Regions from separate parts of the Homo sapiens genome. Here region 1 is linked to region 2. A link is an interaction called in ENCODE POLR2A ChIA-PET data of the cell type or tissue named here. Cell type or tissue: A673. All regions are shown on one strand.

Region 1 (4,000 bases), 170 kb before region 2:
GAAATTTTCCCACTGATAGTTGATTTTTGAGGCATCTAATATTTACATATTTGCCTTCTGAACTTTGTTTTGACCTGTATCCTTTATTTACATTGGGTTTTTCTTTCGTAGTTTTGGTTTTTCACTCCTGTCCAGTCTATTTATTATTCAAATAGGAAAAATTACTTTACAGGTTGTTTTACTGTAGCTTATAATGATACTGTAGTTATTCCAGTTACTAGTTTACTGTCAGAGGGCTGCCTTTTTCAGATAAATATTGACATAATAACTGAAGTTATTTTTATAAGAAAATCAAGTATATAAATCTAGGAAAGGGATCTTCTAGTTTCTGTGTTGTTTAGACTCAAAGAATCACAAATTTGTCAGTAACATGTAGTTGTTTAGTTATAATTCAGAGTGTACAGAATGGTAAAAATTCCAATCAGTCAAAAGAGGTCAATGAATTAAAAGGCTTGCAACTTTTTCAAAAACCTGTTAGAATATGCTTTATTGTGTTTTGAGGAGTTTTCCTTTTTTTCTTTTCAATATCACTTTATCCTGCTCACCAGTATTTCCTCATAAGGGTTATTATAGCCATAATTAATGTTAAAATAGACTTTGTTCTTCATATTCTCCCATCTTTTTCGCTACTATATACTCTGTCTGGATTCTGCTGTATGCCTGTTGGCATATATGGAACAGTCACCACTTGTCACACTTAACACCAGCTTTTTGAATTATGATCAGTAATGGCAAGAGCCTTTCATTCTCGAATGTTTAAAGCCTAGGAGTTCTACAAAATTGGCTTCTTTCTACAAGAATCCCAAAATGGAATGCCTAAAGAAGTCTTACTTGGGTAAATACTTACTAAAATATACTGGTTATGTGCATATCACCACACTGGACACTGAGGAGTGTTCAAAAGGAATCTAAGACATGGTCCCCATCTTCCAACTGTCTGTAATTCACTGTTTTGTCATTGAGCTCATAAGGTACTTACATTACTACCTATAAATGTTTCCTGTACTTGTTAGTTGTTGAGAAACATTTTAGGCAGTAAATAAAATAGTAAATATTATGTGTCCTATAATTTGACCTAAGCTGTGTGCCTTTGGAATCAGCTCTAAGCCAGGGCCCCCTGGGAGTCATGTTAAGAAACACGTATCATAAAGTGACATACATCAAGGTTATCTTATATAGTCATAACAGTATTATTGGGTCTTTCAAAAACAGCTGGCAGATTGAGCTTTTAATGGCTATATTGATACAGTAGATAGAGCACCTCTAAGGAGTACCAGGTATAATGTGCCATTTCTCTCAGCAACACCATTTTTGTGTGCAGCTGACCCTCTAACATGGTATCAATTCTAGCTGACCAAAGCACATTCTATCAGGCAGCCAGGCTTGGAAATTAGGTCCATTTAAAGTATGTGGCTTACAGTCAGGTATGGTGGTGTGCGCCTATTGTCCCATCTACTTGAGAGGCTGAGGCAGGAGGGATTGCTTGGGCTCAGGATTTTGAATCCAGCCTGGGCAACATAGCAAGACCCCATCTCTAATAAATAAATTATGTTTTGGGCATTAATGATGTTTGTCTATTCTGATTTCTCAAATTTTATTTAGGTCTTTCATAGCTTTTTTATTTAAAGGTATATGATTAAGATAAAGGAAAAGTAAAATGAAATGTTTATGTAATTTTATATTCTCAAAATTTTCTTTAAATTTGCTCTGTTTTCTGACAGTGCTCAAAGTGGGAATTTTTTTAGAAGTACGGTTATCAAAAAAACACATTTCCTATGGGACACACATTTCAAAGATGTTTAGTACGATAAAATTTTTAGTAAAAGGGTAGCACTTTTAAGTCATTTGAATAGAATATTTGTGTAATATTTAGTCTAGTGTTAGTCCTTAAATCTGCCAACAAAACCAGATAGATGTCTTAAAGTAGGCACATTTATTCCATTGTGACTGTTAAGAAATAATAAAAGATTAAATTAACAAAATGCATTTTAAATTTTTATGATACCTATAGAAAATTGATAATGAAGATGAAAAGTAAATAACCTTTCTGATAATATTCTACTTTACACATATACTGAAAACTTACTTACATATACCCAAATTCTTCTAGTGAAGAAGTTTGTAATATGGTTTGAGTATTTGTCCCCTCCAAATCTCATGTTGAAATATGATCCCCAGTGTTGGATATGGGGCCTGGTGGGAGGTGTTTGGGTGATGGGGGCTGATCCCTCATAAATGGCTTTGTGCCTTCCCCAGTGGTAATGAGTTCCTGCTGTGTTTATTCCTGCAAGAGCTGGTTGTTAAAAGGAACTTGGCACCACCACCTCCTCTCTTTCTCGCTCCTTCTCTGTGTGACATGCCTTCTCCCCCCGTGCCTTCTGCCATGAGTAAAAGCTCCCTGAGACCTCACCAGAAGCTGAGCAGATGCTGGTGCCATGTTTTTACAGCCTGCAGAACTGCAAGTCAAATAAACGTTTTCTTTATAAGGTAACCAGTCCCAGGTATTCCTTCATTGCAATGCAAAACAGACTAATACAGTTTCTTTTCAGTAAGAATTACAAAATTTAGGCCAATGACCAAGCTGAGTATAAATTACTAATCATACACAAAAATGTGTTTCACTGGCTTGAGTCATTTTTCTGTTTAACACTGAATTTACACTTAGATTCTTGTACTGTCACTGAGTCCCCTTGTAAACAGCTAGGTATATTTTGTGAATGGAAACTAGCCAAAAATACAGCCAAAGTCTCAACGCCAAACTGGTCTACATCAGTATGGACTCCAGAAATGCATCTTTCAACCACTTGATTGCATTAAGTAGTCATTTGAGTGCATCACCTAGTGGCCTTTGGTCCTGAAAGTTAGCAATCATCCCCAAAAAGGTCTGTGTTAATAACTGATAGACAATCTTCATTAAGCAACTGCTGTTTTTTTTTTTTAATACTTCAAGTTCTGCAATACATGTGCAGAACATGCAGGTTTGTTACATAGGTATACATGTGCCATGGTGGTTTGCTGCACCCATCAACCTGTCATCTACATTAGCTATTTCTTCTAATGTTGTCCTTCCCCTTGCCCCCTACCCCGCCGACAGGCCCCATTGTTGATGTTCCCCTCCCTGTGTCCATATGTTCTCATTGTTCAACTCCCACTTACGAGTGACAACATGTGGTGTTTGGTTTTCTGTTCCTGTTAGTTTGCTGAGAATAATGGTTTCCGGCTTCATCCCTGTCCCTGCAAAGGACATGAACGCATCCTTTTTTATGGCTGCATAGTATTCCATGGTGTGTTTGTGCCCGTTTCTTTATCCAGTCTAACATTGATGGGCATTTTGGTTGGTTCCAAGTGTTTCCTATTGTGAATAGTGCTCCAATAAACATACGTGTGCATGTGTCTTTATAGTAAAATTATTTATAATCCTTTAGGTATATACCCAGTAACGGGATTGCTGGGTCAAATGGTATTTCTATTTCTAGATCCTTGAGGAATCGCCACACTGTCTTCCACAATGGTTGAACAAATTTACACTCCCACTAACAGTGTAAAAGCATTCCTATTTCTCCACATCCTCTCCAGCATCTGTTGTTTCCTCACTTTTTAATGATCGCCATTCTAACTGATGTGACATGGTATCTCATTGTGTTTTTGATTTGCATTTCTCTAATGACCACTGATGATGAGCTTTTTTTCATATCTTTGTTGGCCACCTAAATGTCTTCTTTTGAGAAGTGTCTGTTCATATCCTTTGCCCACTTTTAATGGGATTTTTTTCTTGTAAATTTAAGTTCCTTGTAGATTCTGGATATTAGCCCTTTGTCAGATGGATAGATTGCAAAAAGTTTCTCCCATTCTGTAGGTTGCCTGTTCACTCTGATCATAGTTTCTTTTGCCATGCAGAAGCTCTTTAATTAGATCCCATTTATCTGTTTTGGCTTTTATTGCCATTGCTTTTGGTGTTCTAGTCATGAAGTCTTTGCCCATGCCTATGTCCTGAATGGTG
Region 2 (4,000 bases):
CAAAGCTGGGCTTATGTCTCTGATTTCCCAGGTTCTCCTTGGCGTCAGCCTAGAAATACTTCACTATCTTTTTAGTTCTTCTTTAAAGAAGATTATTTTATAGAGATATATATATATCTCCAGCTTTTTAAGTTGTTCTTTGGAAATAAGGAGGTCTGAATTACCTACCAATACTGGAAGCAAAAATCTGTAAGTTCTTTTGTTCCTATAATTTCAAAAATTAGGTTATTCTAAGGAAATTTTATAGGACGCTAAAAAAATTAGAATCATCACTGACAGAATAACTTTTAGAGATTTATTTCAATGAGACAGACTAGTATACAACACACTGAATTTATCTATATGAAACATCATTATGATCTGTAGGATTTCTTATGTAATAAAATATAAGAATACGTATGAAGTATGCCTCAGTACACAGAGGCTGAGAAAACAAAGTCACAAATAAACACCTTCTCAAGTTCTTAATAATACACAAGTAGTTGAATACTAAACAATCTGGATTATTAGGAGAGAACTCAAACAAAATCACTATAAAACATTATACAATTCCAGAAAATGGAATCCTTACAATTAACCTTGTTTTGAAGAACTAAATGATGAAGGCACAATATTAAAAATATAAATATTTCATAGGAAGCCTTCTGAAAAACATAATCCTTAAATAAGTCAGGATTTAGTATTTGAGAAGCAAAAAAGTAAAAACAAATACCAAAAAATATTACTACAATATTAAATCATTAATAAAATATGGAAGTTATTATGAAGGTAAAATGAAAAGTCAAGTAAGAAAAGAATCACATAGGAGATTACTAGAAAGCTAACATCAAAAGTTTTCAAGAAAAAATGTTTTAACATCCTTAACCATCTTGGTTAAGGATATTTAAAAAGTCAACATTGTTTACAGTCGTTCCGCATTCCCCTAACTTTAAATTTTAATATCTGAGCGAGAATACAGCCACTCCAAAATATAAGAGAGAAATGTTAAAACATAAGCACCTTCCATTTCTTCTCAAGAATGAGAATATATTTGATAACATTCATACTTACAGACAAGGCTAAAATAGTTAAGTTTATAAAATAATTGTTAAAAGACTAGGATAAAATCTGTACTCAAAAAAAGACCCTAGAATAATGGACAATACCTAACAAGATAAACTCTACTAAGAAAAACTACAAAGCATACACTCAGGTCTAAAAATTTCACAAAATATAAGATGTGGAAAGCCATGGTTTAAGGTTAGCATAAGTGAAAAAAAGAGACAATTCATCTGATTGCAAGTTGATTGTGAAAACAGTATGGCATAGCTACCAAATGTGTTCATGCTATCTTAAACTGTGTCAGTAAGTACAGTATCCAGAATAGATAAATGTACTCTCACTCATCACACCTTATCTGAAACTCATTCTTGGTTCAGGGCACTATTCTCTAAGAGTGACAACAAAAAAAACAGAGTTTGTACAGAGGAAGGAGTGAGAAAGATGGCAAAGAGACTGAATATGAATATATTCCACACGAGGAAGAGAAAGATGATACATGAAGGGAAGCAGTTTTTAAATACGTGAAGAGTGATCTCGTCAAAGGCAATCCCTGCCTCTTGATGTAAGAATAAGGACCAATAAAAAATTACTACTTAGATACTAAATCAACATAAACTAGAGATGTACAGTAATTGATAAGATGGCCTCATTTTCAAAAAGACTAGCTAATACATCTAGAAAAATGCAACATGTGCTCCTTCATCAGATAGGAGTAGGTTAGATGACTACTGAGATCCCTCTCAGCTCTACAGGCAGTGTAGCATGGTACTAGCATAATCTGTGGTGCTAGACAGACTGAGTTCAAATTTCAGTTTCACCACTGACTAAAATGTGAGCGTGCGTAAGTTATTTAATCCTTCTTGGCCTCACTTTCCTAATTTGTAAAATAAGGAAAACACCTCTTTTAAAGATGTAAAGGAGTTAATAAGATAAGTGAAGATCTTAGAAAAGTCCTTGAATAAAACAGAGTTAAGAAAGCTGGGGCCAGGCACAGTGGCTCGTGCCTGTAATCCCAGCACTTTAAGAGGCTGAGGTGGGTGGACCATTTGAGCCCAGGAGTTAGAGACCAGCTTGGGCAATATGGCGAAACCCTGTCTCTACAAAAAATTAGCCGTACTTGCTGGCACATGCCTGTAGTCCCAGCTACTCAGGAGGCTGAGGTGACAGAATCGCCTGAGCCCAGGGGGGCCAAGCTGGCAGTGAGTCATGATCACACCACTGCACTCCAGCCTGGGTGACACAGCAAGACTCTGTCTCCAACAAATAAACAAACAAAGCTAGCTATTTTTATTTTTGCATCCAACAAATATTTACTAAGTGCCTAATATGTGTTAGGTCTGCAGCAAGGTTTTAACAGAGTTTAGAACTGCATTTATACTCTAGTGAGAGTGACATGAACAAATACACTGCATGAGAGGTCACAATTAAGATACACATACAGCTGAATGAAGAGAATAAAAAGTGATGTTTGCTATTTTAGAAAGCTTGGTCAGGAAGGACATTCTGATACGGTGACATATGAAAAATACATGAATGTCACGAACAGGCAAGTTATGACCATGTCTTAGTGAAGGGTAGTTTGAAATGACACAACAGCAATCAGGCCAGCCATGCTAGAAAAGTGAAGGAGGAAGGAAAAGCAGAAGGCCAGATCCTTGCAGTATTAAGGAACTGTTCATATAAATGAATTCAGAGAGACTCAAAATAGGCTAATTTTTATTACCATACCATGATACTGTATCCATCAAATTAAATAACAAAAAAGCAAAAAATAATACAGATAATTCTAGAAGTGCCTAGTTTATTCAGTCTGAAATAAAAAATAGCTGGCTAAAGTAAAATTTCAGAGCCATAATTCTTCTATTATCTCATACTGAAGGAACACAAGAAAAAAAATTGGAGATGAGAAATTTCTTATTTGAGAACAGTAGGATAGAAAAAAATTATGTATTTACAGCAGAATTAGTCTAATAAATAAGAATGATACTGCTTGTAAAGAACCAAGACCAGCATTTCAATGTTTGTATATTTACAACCATATAAAGTTTATAAACTTTATATTTTAAGCCATCTAAAAGTTGACTTTTATACAATAATTGCAGAAAACTTTAAAAATAACAATGAGAGGATAATGATACAATGAATACTAAAATAACAGACATTATGCTGAGTACCTAAAAGCTTGACATGCATGATCTCATAAAATTCTCTCAAAGTACAAGCTTAAACATTTGTCCGAAATCAAAGCTTGTAAGTGACAGGTCTGAAATTCAGGAAAGTCTAACTTGAAAGCTTGAGTTTTTTCTTTTTTTTGAGACAGAGTCTCACTCTGTCATGCAGGCTTGAGTGCAGTGGTGTGATCTCAGCTTACTGCAACCTCCGCCTCCCGGGTTCAAGTGATTCTCCTGCCTCAGCCTCCCTAGTAGCTGGGATTACAAGTGCCCACCACCACACCCAGCTAATTTTTGTATTTTCAGTAGAGGGGGGATTTCACCATGTTGGCCAGGCTGGTCTTGAACTCCTAACTTCAGGCAATCCCCCACCTCGGCCTCCCAAAGTGCTGGATTACAGGCATGAGCCACCACGCCTGGCTGAAAGCTTGAGTTCTTAACCAATGGGTAATATTGCCTCTCCTTAAATCTTTGATTATACTAAGCTTTTAGTCACACTGACTCTTGCTATTTATTCACTCAGCAAAATACTATTAAGTTTGTGGAAATTAACTTGTTCTATATATTTGCTCAATTTTCAGTAAATCAGATTAACCACATTTAGAACTCTATGTGCTACATCTGAACTGTAAGCTACTTACCACTACCGTCTATCATTTTCTTAAGAAACTAAAAATTGGCCAGGCACGGTGGCTCATGCCTGTAATCCCAGCACTTTGGGAGGCCGAGGTGGGTGGATCTCTTGAGGTCAGGAGTTCGAGACCAGCCTGGCCAACACGGTGAAACAC

What was found. Peaks named below come from ENCODE experiments on the same cell type or tissue, not always from the same donor. Only the 100,000 strongest peaks of a DNase experiment are listed, where the experiment ranks them.
Region 1: POLR2A ChIA-PET joins it to region 2 with 8 read pairs; 1 of 35 experiments calls an interaction of 5 or more read pairs at or near these places.

The regions. Positions count from the first base shown.
Region 1 is chr2:182,778,044-182,782,043 of GRCh38, forward strand. DNAJC10 (DnaJ heat shock protein family (Hsp40) member C10) reads left to right here. Exons shown (of 24, transcript NM_018981.4): 24 at 1-4,000. Among named protein-coding and RNA genes, the nearest start is that of DNAJC10, 64 kb to the left of the region's middle. In A673, no CTCF peak of the experiment used is centred here; a DNase peak (open chromatin) is centred at 2,278.
Region 2 is chr2:182,947,497-182,951,496 of GRCh38, forward strand. All of the region lies in intron 23 of NCKAP1 (NCK associated protein 1), which reads right to left. Among named protein-coding and RNA genes, the nearest start is that of FRZB, 83 kb to the left of the region's middle. RefSeq lists an enhancer at 2,107-2,606. In A673, no CTCF peak of the experiment used is centred here; a DNase peak (open chromatin) is centred at 2,205; H3K27ac peaks cover 2,407 bases.